Linked DNA regions of Homo sapiens: region 2 is linked to region 1. A link is an interaction called in ENCODE POLR2A ChIA-PET data of the cell type or tissue named here. Cell type or tissue: B cell. All regions are shown on one strand. Each heading gives the region's core, and the rest is flanking DNA. Links, peaks and the distances in the headings are about the cores only.

Region 1 (8,524 bases), core at 1,855-5,854:
GCTGTGTGGGTGAATTACTTAGCTGAAGCTTCTGCAGTATAGCAGTAAGAATAGTACTTCCCTCGTAGGGCAGGGGGTAAGGGAATTGTGTGAACTACTGCATGAAATCACTTAGCCCAGTGCCTGCCACCAGGTAAGCATTCAACAGCTATTGCCATTCTCATCTTTACCATCAACAGCAGCATCATCTCAGGAGCTAATTGATAGGTTCCAAGTCCTATTGATTCCAGAGGTTTCGTCAAGGACCTCTCAGACCATTATAAAAATATGGTGAACAACCCCAGGCTCCAGGGGCTAAATGGCTGGTGTGTAAACAACCAGAAAAGTTCTACCCTCCCTAAGTGGTGCACTTATACAGAATATTCCAAATTCCTTCCGAAAGTCCTTTCCTTTGACTCAGGAAAGCTATTCTGGTTCCAAAATCTATGGTTGGAGTTTTTCAGAAAACAACCGGCCTTAAACATGCAATCAGTCGAATTTTGTTTAACCTTGGCATAGTCCCCCCTCTGTTCTATCTACTTTAAACAAACCTTTAGGGAGATTGAGAGCCAGAGAGAGTACAGAGGGCCAGGAGGCAGCGGGGCAGGTAATCAATTGTACCAGAGATATATTTTTTTTAATATCAAGGATAAAACTCTTGAGAAGGGGACATGATTGGGGCCAGGCACAGTGGCTGACACCTATAATCCCAGCACTTTGGGAGGCCAAGGTTGGTGGATAATTTGTGGCCAGGTGTTCAAGACCAGCCCCGCCAACATAGCGAAACCCCATCTCTACTGAAAATACAAAAAAAATTAGCTGGGCATGGTGGAGGCTGAGGCACGGGAATCACTTGAATCCAGGAGGTAGAGATTGCAGTGAGCCAAGATCATGCCACTGCACTCCAGCCCGGGCAACAGAGCGATACTTTGTCTCAAAAAAAACAAAAACAAAAACAAACAAAAAGAAGGGTACATGATTGGAAATTCTGATGAGAGGGGTTTCTGAGTTTAGAAAGGGCACAAACAGTGCAAACCTGTTCATGAACCTTTACATGTCATGAACAGGGCAGAATGCTTCAGGAAAGAATTGTCGAAAGTAAAAAAGCAAATAATGGATGCAGCTTATTCTAGTTATTGAAGAATCCAAAGGGATGGAAGCTAAATGTAGCACATGGCATGGGCGATGTCTCAACAGTGAGTGGGATAACAAGTCGTTTTAATGGTTCAGGGCCAATAACCGGGGAGGATGAGGAACGGCATCTCTGTTTTGAGTAAACAAGAGTGATTTCCTTCCCTGACACTGAAAAATGAAACCTTTGGGGAGATAGAGGAAGGGTCTGGGGAAGAGGACAGAGAATAGAATTAAAGATGGAAGTAAGTCTGGGTGCAGTGGCTCATGCCTGTAATCCCATCACTTTGGGAGGCCGAGGGGGTGGATCGTGAGGTCAGGAGATTGAGACCATCCTGGCCAACATGGTGAAACGCCATCTCTACTAAAAATACAAAAATTAGCTGGGAGTGGTGGTGCGTGCCTATAATCCCAGCTACTCGGGAGGCTGAGGCAGAAGAATCACATGAACCTGGGAGGCGGAGATAGCAGTGAGCTGAGATTGCGCCATTGCACTCCAGCCTGGCCAACAGAGGGAGACTCCGTCTCAAAAAAAAAAAAAAAAAAAAAAAAAAGATGGAGGTGAAGGAATGAGATTCTCGTGGAGACATTTTGGTTTTTTATTTCCTAGGAGAAAGTTGATCATGGGTGTACAGTTAGGAGAAGTGTCACAAAGAGACTGGCACTAAACTGGAAATGGAAGTCACATCAGAAGGTTTGCAATCCCACAGAGAAACCCAAAAACATGGGGAGAGGTTGGTATGAATAATGCAATGATAGATGGAAGGGCTTGATGAGTTGGTTGAGTTTTGTATCAAACCTGCTATGAAATATAGGGCCTTGGAACAAGGACTTTGTCTACCCTATTCTCCACTGTATCATCAGAACAAGAACAGCTTCCAGCACATACTAGGTGCCTTACAACTATTTGTTGAATGACTACATGAATAGAAGAAAATATTAGGGATCCCTAAACACTACAATACAAAATAAGAAGTATTGTTTAAGTCAATACCCAAGAAATAAGGTCCAGAGTCCCCCAGAAATGGCAATAATCTTTTATATAAGGACAGCGAGTTGCACTCAATATGTTGGGTCTACAGATTTGTCAGGATGCTAAGACTCTGGTCAAAGGATGTACATGTCTGGTTAAGTGAGAATGAGGTTGCAGCCTGCAACTAAGGTGACGCAGAGAAAGAGTTAAGAATAGAAAATTGGACCCTGAGCAGCGGCTCACATCTGTAATCCCAACACTTTGAGAGGCTGAGGCGGAAGGATCTCTTGAGGCCAGGAGTTTGAGACCAGCCTGGGAAACATAGCAAGACCCTGTCTCCATAAAAAAATTAAAAATTAGTTGGGCATGGTGGTGCATGCCTACAGTCACAGATATTCAGGAGGCTGAGGCAGGAGGATCTCTTGAACCCAGTAGTTCAAGGCTGCAGTGAGCCATCATCATTGCACCACTGTACTGCAGCCTGAGCAACAGACAGACACCCTGTAAAAAAAAAAAAAAAAAAAAGGAAGCAAACTGGAGACTACGAAGGAGGTGATCAAGAGGTGATAGAGTTGGTGTAGATACTGAAGTTCTATTGGAATGCTGATGTGTGAACGGGAGGAGAAGAAGGATGTTAATTAGGGGTGAAAAGCATCAATGAAGGAAGAGGCAGGGGCCTGGGACCAGCCTGTGATTCCATCTGGAGGACAGAGTGGCTCGCCCTATCTTGGGGATGTCTTGTGAGTACAAGAATCACAGATGGAAAGAAGGGCAAGGGACAGGGGCATCTTCCTTAAATCACATTGATAGGTTCATGTATGGTGCACATGTGTCACATATATGATGCAAAAGGGGTCCTGGCCCCTTGGTGATGGCATAGATGTGTGTAGCCACATTTAAGGAGTCACCAGTTGAAGTAGAGATGTTGAATTATTCTCACAGAGAAAATTCCTCAAGCATAAAGAAGTTCAGAAAAATCTCATCTTTTCAACTGCATTATGCTCTGACCTAGGTCTTTGCCATTTTTCTTTCATTGTGTATTTTTTTCCAAGTGACCAGCAATGCTGAATGAAACAGTCAATCCTGATTTATTTGGACTCCTGGACAGTGTGCCCGTACGCGCGCGTCCACACACACACACACACACACACACACACACACACACACAGACACACACACACTTTTTTTTTTAATACTCAACTATTCAGGATCAGAGTCCATAAATCTGTTTTTGAAACTTTCTCTAAAAAGAGGCTACAGTTATGTGCCTCTAAACATCTGGCCAAACTGCAGAAGAACCCAGTTAACTATCCAGGTGTGAAATTCACAGTGGGCTGAACATGGGTATTTAGAAGTACTCCACGCAGTGGGATTTCTTTTTCAGCTTTCTGTACACAGACCAGAAAAGCAGCTCAGTAATGGTGTCAACTAGATCCATTCCTGTGGGAGTCCCACTTCTTAAGAGAGGAAGGAATGATGAACGAATGAATGAATGAATGAATGAATGAATGAACGAACAAACGCAACAGTGCTCTCAGCTCTGGAGAGAACAAGCTACAGAGCCCAAAGCGGCTGGATGCTCCGGCTCAGCCCCCCTCGCCTCCTGCCCTGGATGAGCTGCCCTGTGGGTTGTTACAGATCACTGTTCTTGGTTCAAATGCGTTACCTAAGACAGAGATCATTTGTCAAGTGAGCAGGGTACACAGAGAGCTGTAGGCAGATTATGGAAAGAGAGAGGGAGGAGAGAGAGGGAGGAGAGAGAGCGCGGGAGAGGGAGAAAGAGAGAGGGGACCAGGGCGAGGAGAGGAGCAGGCTTCTCCAGGAACGGCGCTTTGCAGGCGCTGGGGATTCAAGTTAGACCGGGTGGCGGTGCAGAGGCGCCACCCGGGAGAGGGGAGCCACCACGGCTCCCGACATGGCTCTTTTCATGTGGGATGCTTAAGCACGGCACACAGAGAGAGTAACTTGCAGGAGACAGAAACTGGCATGAGGATTCTGCCACCATGGAAGGGCTCCTGTCTCCGATGAGGACGAAGGTAAGGGGAGTGGATCTGGATTTCTTTTCCTTCTGCTTGGAGGGACAGAAAAGGCTCTGTGCATGGGAGGAGGCTCACGGAGCTTTTGTCTCATTTCAGAACTAGGCTGGCGATTGCAACTGGATCTCTCAAAGAATAGGCTTGCCTGCACGGCAGCGCGATCTGAGGGGAAGGGGAGAGCAGAGAGGGGAGCGAGCCATCTGTCAGCGTGGACAATGGGAACCTCAGTAAATGAGTTCGCCTCTCGGTTGATTAGACAGCCATATTTTAGCAGGATTTCCAGTCACTCTTGCTTTGGGGCCGTGCAGCCCTCGGAGCTGTTCGTTTGCAGGAAGTACCAATTTCTCAGATCGTATTGCTGTTTAGCAGGAGGAGTAACACGTTTAAGGCAAAGAGTGTGCCCAGCTCCCACTTGAAATAGCCTCTTTCCTCTTCCTCTTCCTCCTCCTCTTCTTCAGAGCAGGAGGACCAGGGAATCCTCTCTGTAGAAAGTAGGTTAATGCATTCTGGAGGCCAGTGTGTTCTCGGAAAAATAGCAGACCTGCAGAAAAGATTTCAGAGCACTGCTCTAGCCTGACATCTTGAACTTGGTCCTGTAACATTTAGAAATGCTCACGGGGAACTGGTTTTGGTCTCCTGAAGACTCTAAGCGCTTGTTCTTCTTGGCTGGAGTTTGCTTTTTCACTTTCAAGAGACGCTTTGAACGTGGGGTTTTCCATTATAAGCTCAGACGATGAAGGTGTTATTTGATATCTGCTATATTTACCTATAACTCTAAATGGATAGATCCAAAGTTTTCAATAATGCTAGAAATATTACTTTTCTTAACCAGAAATTTCAAAACAAATCAAGGGGCAAATAGATCTCTAAACACACAGCAGAGTTAAAGTCAATAGGACAAAGCTTTGATTTACCTCATCTCTTTGATGCCCTGTGTAATGATTTGGACACAAATAGACTCTTGTCATTGAACATTTTTTTTTCCTGCTGGTTAATGAGCCTGACCATGATATTTTCAGAGAATGTTAGAAGTAGGTCTTGTGCAGGAAGACACCCCATCCTTTGCGAGAATTTCCCATCTCTGTTATGTTCACCCATGTCTGAGAGTCATTCATTAGAAGGATAGCCTCAAGTGAGAGTTTGTTACAAAGGCTCTAACTCCAGCCCTTCTGCGGGCTGGCAGATCTTTGAGATCCCCTTGGTGACCCACTTGTTCTCACTGGGCATGTAGCTGGAATCCTGTTGCTTACAGGCAGTACACTTCAATCCAAGGTGCTGTTTCATGATCCCCTACCACAGCAAAGAAAATGGCAAATGACACTGGCATCCTAGCTCACTTGATTGACAGGATGAGGTTTGAATGCTTTGGGGAATGGCATCGTAATCTGTTCATTTGACCAGGTTTTCAAATTGCAAACTATCGCAGTATTGTGCAGTCTCTGGCGCCTAACAGATCTGTGGATCCGAGCTCCTAACCTCACGCGAGTACAACTCTCGTAGACTTCGAAGGGAGTTTCCTATGCAAATAATCAGGACCCAGGCTCTGCGTAAATCACACCATGAGCCGATTAAAATGGCATGCTATAGTCGGGGGAGAAATGGATGTCAGTGAGTCAGGCTGCTCACATATTATATTTATCAGTATCACTCACATCATGGCTTGTTCCTTGATCATCATATTGTCTAATAAACATGGAAACTGTGGGGTTCGGGTCCTACCAAAGTTTAAACATAAAATCTCTACATAGCAAATAGATTCTCATTCAAACCCTTCAGTTTTTAGGTTTCAAGGGATTTGTGTATGTGTATGTGTTTAAATTGCTTCTGTGAATTCTTTTTTAGTCTTTTTATTTCTAATGCTGGAAATGGATATTTCCATATTGAAAATTCAAACTGCATTTGAATTCAGTGACCTACAATATCATCATGACTGAGGGAACAAGACCTGACTGGGCAAGAGGAGAATCCCATTGGCAAGGCTTGGTTTTAAATCCTAAGTTGCCCTGTCCAAATGTTGTTGAAATTACCCAGCGATATTTTTAATTTATCCGAAGAGAAGACATATCCGTGACAAGGTGGTTGCCATACTTAAACTTTGATCACATTATGCCTCCTTAAGTCTGTTCTGAAATATTTTCTCCCTTTGGTGAGGATTTAGCTTGAAGTTTCTGATTTCCTGGTATGATGATAGGTCAGACAAAGGAAGCCTCCTAGAGCTAAATTTTGGCATGTTATGGTTATTCAATAACTTATGGACAGTTTAAAGCAAGCATTGAGGTAAATTGGACATCATGCAATAATTTCATTACACCATGTAATGGACTTAACCAGTCTAAATCATGGGTGCTTAATGCATTTTTATCTTGGGATTTGCATAATTGGCACATAAATATGCATGAGATTAACTGGAAATGGCAAAACAGGGTGAGAAACACAGTTCATGAGCATTGAAATTAAGGCAGTTGCAGAGAGGGCACCTGAACATACTCTGTCTCCTGGGTGGGCGGCCACACTTGACATACCTAGAAACAGACAGGGTGGCAGCTGGCCTCCCCTAATCACAGTTAGTGCATTGTCAGTGATACACAGCCATTGCACAGCTTTGGCTTTTGGCTGGATTCACTTGGGCACACTGCTTATTCTTCCTTTTATATATAATGCAATCTAAAGGAGTCTCTAGGCTGATGGATATATTTCTAACTGGCCTTCTGGCAGGCCCTGACACAGGTCTCAGGATTTCAACCATAGCAAATGATGTTTGCAGAGGCAGGGGTGAAAAAAGCAAGAAAAAAAGAGAGAGAGAGAAGGTGATTGAGTGGTTTCTTCTATGAGAGTAAAGGAAATCATTTTATAATCAATCATGTCCGTGAATTTTTTTAATGTGTCCTTTTAGTTAGATTTTTAATCCTCCAAACTTCATAATTCCATCTAATCTTCTGAGCCCTGCTTCTAGTGAATGAGGCTCGCAAAAAACAAACAAATAAACAAAAAAAAAAACTCCCCTCGTATTCAGCGTCTTGTGATTCATGGTGGCTGCAAAATTTGCAGGGAGCACTTTGGTAAGGCCACATGAAATCAGGCCAAGTCTTTACTTTTCATGACTGTAAGGAGTGTAATCTGAAGAAACTGTGGCATCAAAAGAAGGTGGAGAGGAAGGGAGGGGAAGAAAAGAGGAGAGGAGAGGACGGGGAGAAGAGGCCAGGGAAGAGAGGTAGGGGAGTGGAAGGGAGGGAAGATGGCTTGATTGGAGTTCTTTTCTTAAATATCCAAATAAGATTATAGCTATGTTTTTACCAAATGTTTGTGCGGTAAATAGAGAGTGGATGGAAATTAACCCTAGAAAGGATAGTTGTAACTTTTAAAAAGTTGATTAACTATTTCGTGTGCTAATTTGAGTTTTTCTGAATACTCCAATATGGTTTCCTTTAACACCTGCTCTCAGTTTACAATCACCTAACTTCCCAGCGTTGGTGTCTTTTTCTCTGTCTGACCCTGTCTTATTTCTCCTACAAAGACATATCCTGCGCTGTACTTCAGATACTTTTTTCGAGGAACATTTGTGATTTGTGGCATAAAGTAACTGTCTAAAGGAAATCTTCTGAGAGGATCTGGTCATTTTATGAAAGGGGCAATTAAGGGGAAATGGAAGCAGATCTTTTAAAGAAGGAGCATTTGAAATTAGCCCAGGAATCATGTCCGGCGAGTCCTGCTCTTTTGTACCTGGGCATAATAGTCAGCCACACAGAGCTAGAGTTAGTTCAAGAATTGTCTTTCCTGATCATGCTATATTTTTGGAAACACGTTAGATACAGAGGTAAGATGTCAAAATTCTGAAATACACACAATATAGGATCAAAAGGAAGAATAAAATATGTATAGTCAAAGCTCTATGGCTCCTTAGGGCAATTAGTATAGAGTATGTGAAACTCTTAAAGTCACTTAGAATTATTCGACATCTGCTTGAAACTTTGCCAGGATTCCATGGAGAATAGTGCCTGGAATGATCCACTGTGTTCCACCTTGCTTGTACATGAATTCAGATCAAGCACTGGAATTTCTCATGTAAAGAACTCTGTGAACCAGAAATCACTAAGGGTTAAGGAATGGTTAGCCTGAGTGGGATGACTGTGGAAGGCTTGACAATTACTTGCAAATACACTAAATATCACACACATGATTATGCCCAAGCCTATGACAGCCTATACTTTATCTTAATGGAGACTTGAATAAGAGGAGATTTGTTGGAGCTGAAGAATGACAGGTTTAGATTAAATTCAAGGAAATGTTTGCTGATATCAAAATGTTTTCCTAAGAAAGTGTGAGACAGTTTCTAATCTGAAGGGGCCTCTGAGATAGTGTTCCAAGAAAGGGCCACATACACAAAGTGACCCCCAAATACAGGAGG
Region 2 (4,000 bases), core at 1-4,000, 790 kb before region 1:
ATAGATGATATAGTAATGAAAATTATCCTTGGCAATGGGGATAGAGTATAATGGTTGAGAAGACAGATACATGGAAGTCACAGTAATCAATCTTCACTTGATCAGTATTTTAAATTCTATTGTTAACCACAATAATGTCATTAAATTAATGTCTATTAAAGAGGTAATAACATGATAGTTCCGTATTGCCTCCATTATTTTTCCTATGTACTTTTAAAATTTTAATTTAATTAATTAATTTATTTATTTGAGATGGGGTTTCGCTTTGTTGCCCAGGCTGTAGTGTAATGGTGTGATCTCAGCTAACTGCAACCTCTGCCTCCTGGGCTCAAGTGATTCTCCTGCCTCAGCCTCCCAAGTAGTTGGGACTACAGGTGCATGCCACCATGCCCGGCTAATTTTTGTATTTTTAGTAGAGACAGGGTTTCACCATGTTGGCTAGGCTGGTCTCAAACTCATTACCTCAAGTGATCTGCCTACCTCGGCCTCCCAAAGGGCTGGGATTGCAGGCGTGAGCCACCACTCCCAGCCTCCTATGTACTTTTAAAGGAATTTTTAAGTAGAGGTCAAAGAATAGAATAAAAGAAAAAGAAGAGCTTATAGTGATCTGCAAAATCTACACATTAGAATCTGAAAAATGATGAGTTAGTAAAAAATAAAAATAAACAACTGAGTTAATAAACACTGTTATAATCCCAAATCTAAAAATTAAAATATATTTATGAATACTATGTCATATTTTACAATACAGTTGACCCTTGACCAATGCAAGTTTGAACTTGGGGAGTCCATATATACATGGATTGTTTTCAAAAAATTTGTTGAAATTTTTTTTGAGATTTGCAACGATTTGAAAAAAGTTGCAAACCACACAGACTATAAATATCAAAAATAATTAAGAAAAGGTTTGTCATGAATGCATAAAATATATCAAGATATTAGTGTATTCCTGGGTTGATCAATTATTCACCTTATGGGCAAGAGTTTCTGTTAACACTAGGTTACTAGTAGTTGTTTTGGGGAGTCAAAAGTTATACACAAATTTTTGACGGCATGAAGCATTGAAGCCCCTAGTCCCTGTGTTGTTCAGGGGTGAACTGAATTTGTAAAAACACGTCTCTTAAGAATCACTTGAACCCGGGAGGTGGAGGTTGCACTGAGCCGAGATTGCGCCAGTGCACTCCAGCCTGGGTGACAGAGTGAGACTCTGTCTCAAAAAAAAAAAAAAAAAATATCTTAGTAGCCAAGAGAATAAATAAGTTAAGAAGAACCACACTGTATAAACGGGAGCCAAATCTAGACTTTGGTCTAGCCTTCATAAAGCAAAGCTAGGTCTCTACCCTCTCAGGAAAGCCTGGGATATACTATCAAAGTCACGAGTTGTTCTAACACTTTTGTTTGTAAGGTATAATTGCCCCAAAAACCACAGGATTTTAACCTCTTTCTAATTCATGGTTAAAATAAAAAGTAACAGGAGGGAAATAATAGTTACCCAACATACTGATTATCTGATAATGAAATCACCTGAGTGAGGAAAAAAGCTTTTTTTTTGTGGTCTACCGCAAAAGATTCATTTAGCAGAGCACAGTTGCTCAATAAAAGAGAAAATTCTGAATGTGCCCAGCTAAACGACCACCTCTTCTCCCACTCTGCCTGCAAATCATTCTTCTGGGCCTCTCCCCGTTAATAAGATGAGAGAGTCTGGCTGGGCGTCCTGGCTATTGCCTGTAATCCTAGCACTCTGGAAGGCTTAGGCGCGTGGATCACTTGAGGTCAGGAGTTCAAGACCAGCCTGGCCAAACACGGCAAAATCCCGTCTCTACAAAAATACAAAAATTAGCCAGGCGTGGTGGTGCACGCCTGTGATCCCAGCTACTCACGAGGCTGAGGCAAGAGAATCCCTTGAATCCGGGAGGTGGAGTGTGCCGAGATTGCGTCACTGCACTCCAGCCTGGGTGACAGAATGAGACTCTGTCTCAAAAAATAAAATAAAAGTAAATAAAAGAAAACAAATAAAATGAGAGAGTTGGAGTCGAATTTCCTTCAGTTATTCTCTGGTTGTTTATAAAATACTTTTCAGCATCTGAGAAATACATTTCGAGTTGAGGTTTGTAGAGACAGAAATCTTACCATAGAAACTTGTTTCACTTGTCTATATTCGGTTTCATCCCGATATCCTGCTTGTTGAAATCTGTACAGATTTTCTATCTCTTCTGACCATTTTTTGGCATGACTTACTGATTTTGGTTTTACGTCAGAACTAGCCATGGTTACAGAGGCCTTATTATCAATAATATCTGAAAGATGTTAAAACAACATTAATGGATAATGTAATAGTGACAATTTTGAAATTCCCTTTAAGAATAAACAAAACTGGCCGGGTGCGGTGGCTCACACCTGTAATCCCAGCACTTTGGGAGGCTGAGGCAGGTGGATCATGAGGTCAGGAGTTTGAGACCAGCCTGGCCAACATGGTGAAACACCGTCTCTGCTAAAAATACAAAAATTAGCTAGGCATGGTGGTGCACGCCTGTCATCCCAGCTACTGGGGCAGCTGAGCCAGGAGAATGGCTTGAACCCAGGAGGTGGAGGTTGCAGTGAGCTGAGATTGTGCCACCGCACTCCAAGCTGGGTGACAGAGCAAGACTCCATCTCAAAAAAAAAAAAAAAGAATAAATAAAACTAACACTTAAAAATTATACTTAGAGTTGAGAATCCCATTAAATATAGTAGTTTTTAAACATACAATTCCAAGATTGAGAAGGATTCATGCTCTATTTTGTGGGGATAAAACTGTAAGAAACAAACAAAAAAAACCCCAAGTCCCTGAAAGATACATACAAAACTGTTTTTTTCTTTATCAATAAAATCCCAGTCAGAGTTGGAGTTACGGAGTGATGTTCTAAAAGCTGTATGCAAATACTGGAGTTCCAGGTAATAGTTTGCACATTTCTGAAAACATGCTCAGTAGATTGTCAAAATATCCACCACCATTCCATTACTTATATTCAAAGCTGCACCTCTCTCTCTCTCTCTCTCTCTCTCTCTCTCTCTCTCTCTCAAAAAGGGAATGTAAGACCCGTCTTCTCACTCTGTTCGCTTTCTTGTTTCTGGGAGGGGATGGTTTATTCTTTTTCACTTCTTAATTGCTTGGAGACATCCCAATTGCTGCAATTCATTTACTGAGGTCACTGTAGTACCTGATCTTTTGATGAACTAATGTGAGAAAATGGCCTAACACAGATTCCATGCACACTGTGTGGCTGTCGTGGTACTGAGACCATGGATTTAAAAACAGTGTAGGAGGTCACTAATAGTCTTGGAAAGTCTAATATACGACTTTAGTTCATGTAATTGTCTATTCACCGAACTTCCATAGCAAGTTTTTCAAAGGCATAATCTTACACTTGTTTTCTCAGCTACTTATTTTATTAACAAAATATATCAGTCATTTAACTGAAATAAAGTGTACAGAATTTTCACTATGATTCCTTGAATGCATTCTTCTATTAAAATATATTTCTATTGGCTGAAACACATTAAAGTCAGATCCTGTAAATAAATTAATATTTTATGAATTTTTTTCAATCACAATAACAAATGCTCATTATGTTTAAAAGGTCAAGAAATACATTAAAGGTATAACAGGGAAAGGCTGGACATGGTGGCTCGAGCCTGTAATCCCAGCAGTTGGGGAGACTGAAGTCAGGAGACCTGAGGTCAGGAGTTCAAGACCAGCCTGGCCAACATGGTGAAACCCCGTCTCTATTAAAAATACAAAATTAGCCAGGCATGGTGGCACATGCCTGTAATCCCAACTACTTGGGAGGCTGAGGCATGACAATCACTTGAACCTGGGAGGTGGAGGTTGCAGTGAGCTGAGATCACACCATTGCACTTTAGCCTGGGCAACATGAGCGAAACTCCTTCTCAAAAAGGAAAAAAAAAAAATGAACTGGGCGTGGTAGCAGGTGCCTGCAATCACAGCTACTTGGGAGGC

What was found. Peaks named below come from ENCODE experiments on the same cell type or tissue, not always from the same donor. Only the 100,000 strongest peaks of a DNase experiment are listed, where the experiment ranks them.
Region 2: POLR2A ChIA-PET joins it to region 1 with 6 read pairs; 7 of 35 experiments call an interaction of 5 or more read pairs at or near these places.

Annotation. Positions count from the first base shown.
Region 1 is chr10:14,169,607-14,178,130 of GRCh38, reverse strand. The region is part of intron 2 of FRMD4A (FERM domain containing 4A); the gene reads left to right. Among named protein-coding and RNA genes, the nearest start is that of FRMD4A-AS3, 100 kb to the right of the region's middle. RefSeq lists a silencer at 663-824 and an enhancer at 2,184-2,683. In B cell, for the core only: no CTCF peak of the experiment used is centred there; a DNase peak (open chromatin) is centred at 4,170; H3K4me3 peaks cover 1,085 bases; H3K27me3 peaks cover 3,000 bases.
Region 2 is chr10:14,964,737-14,968,736 of GRCh38, reverse strand. It overlaps MEIG1 (meiosis/spermiogenesis associated 1), which reads right to left. Exons shown (of 3, transcript NM_001080836.3): 2 at 2,131-2,297. The coding sequence starts at 2,268. Among named protein-coding and RNA genes, the nearest start is that of MEIG1, 7.3 kb to the right of the region's middle. In B cell, for the core only: no CTCF peak of the experiment used is centred there; no DNase peak of the experiment used is centred there.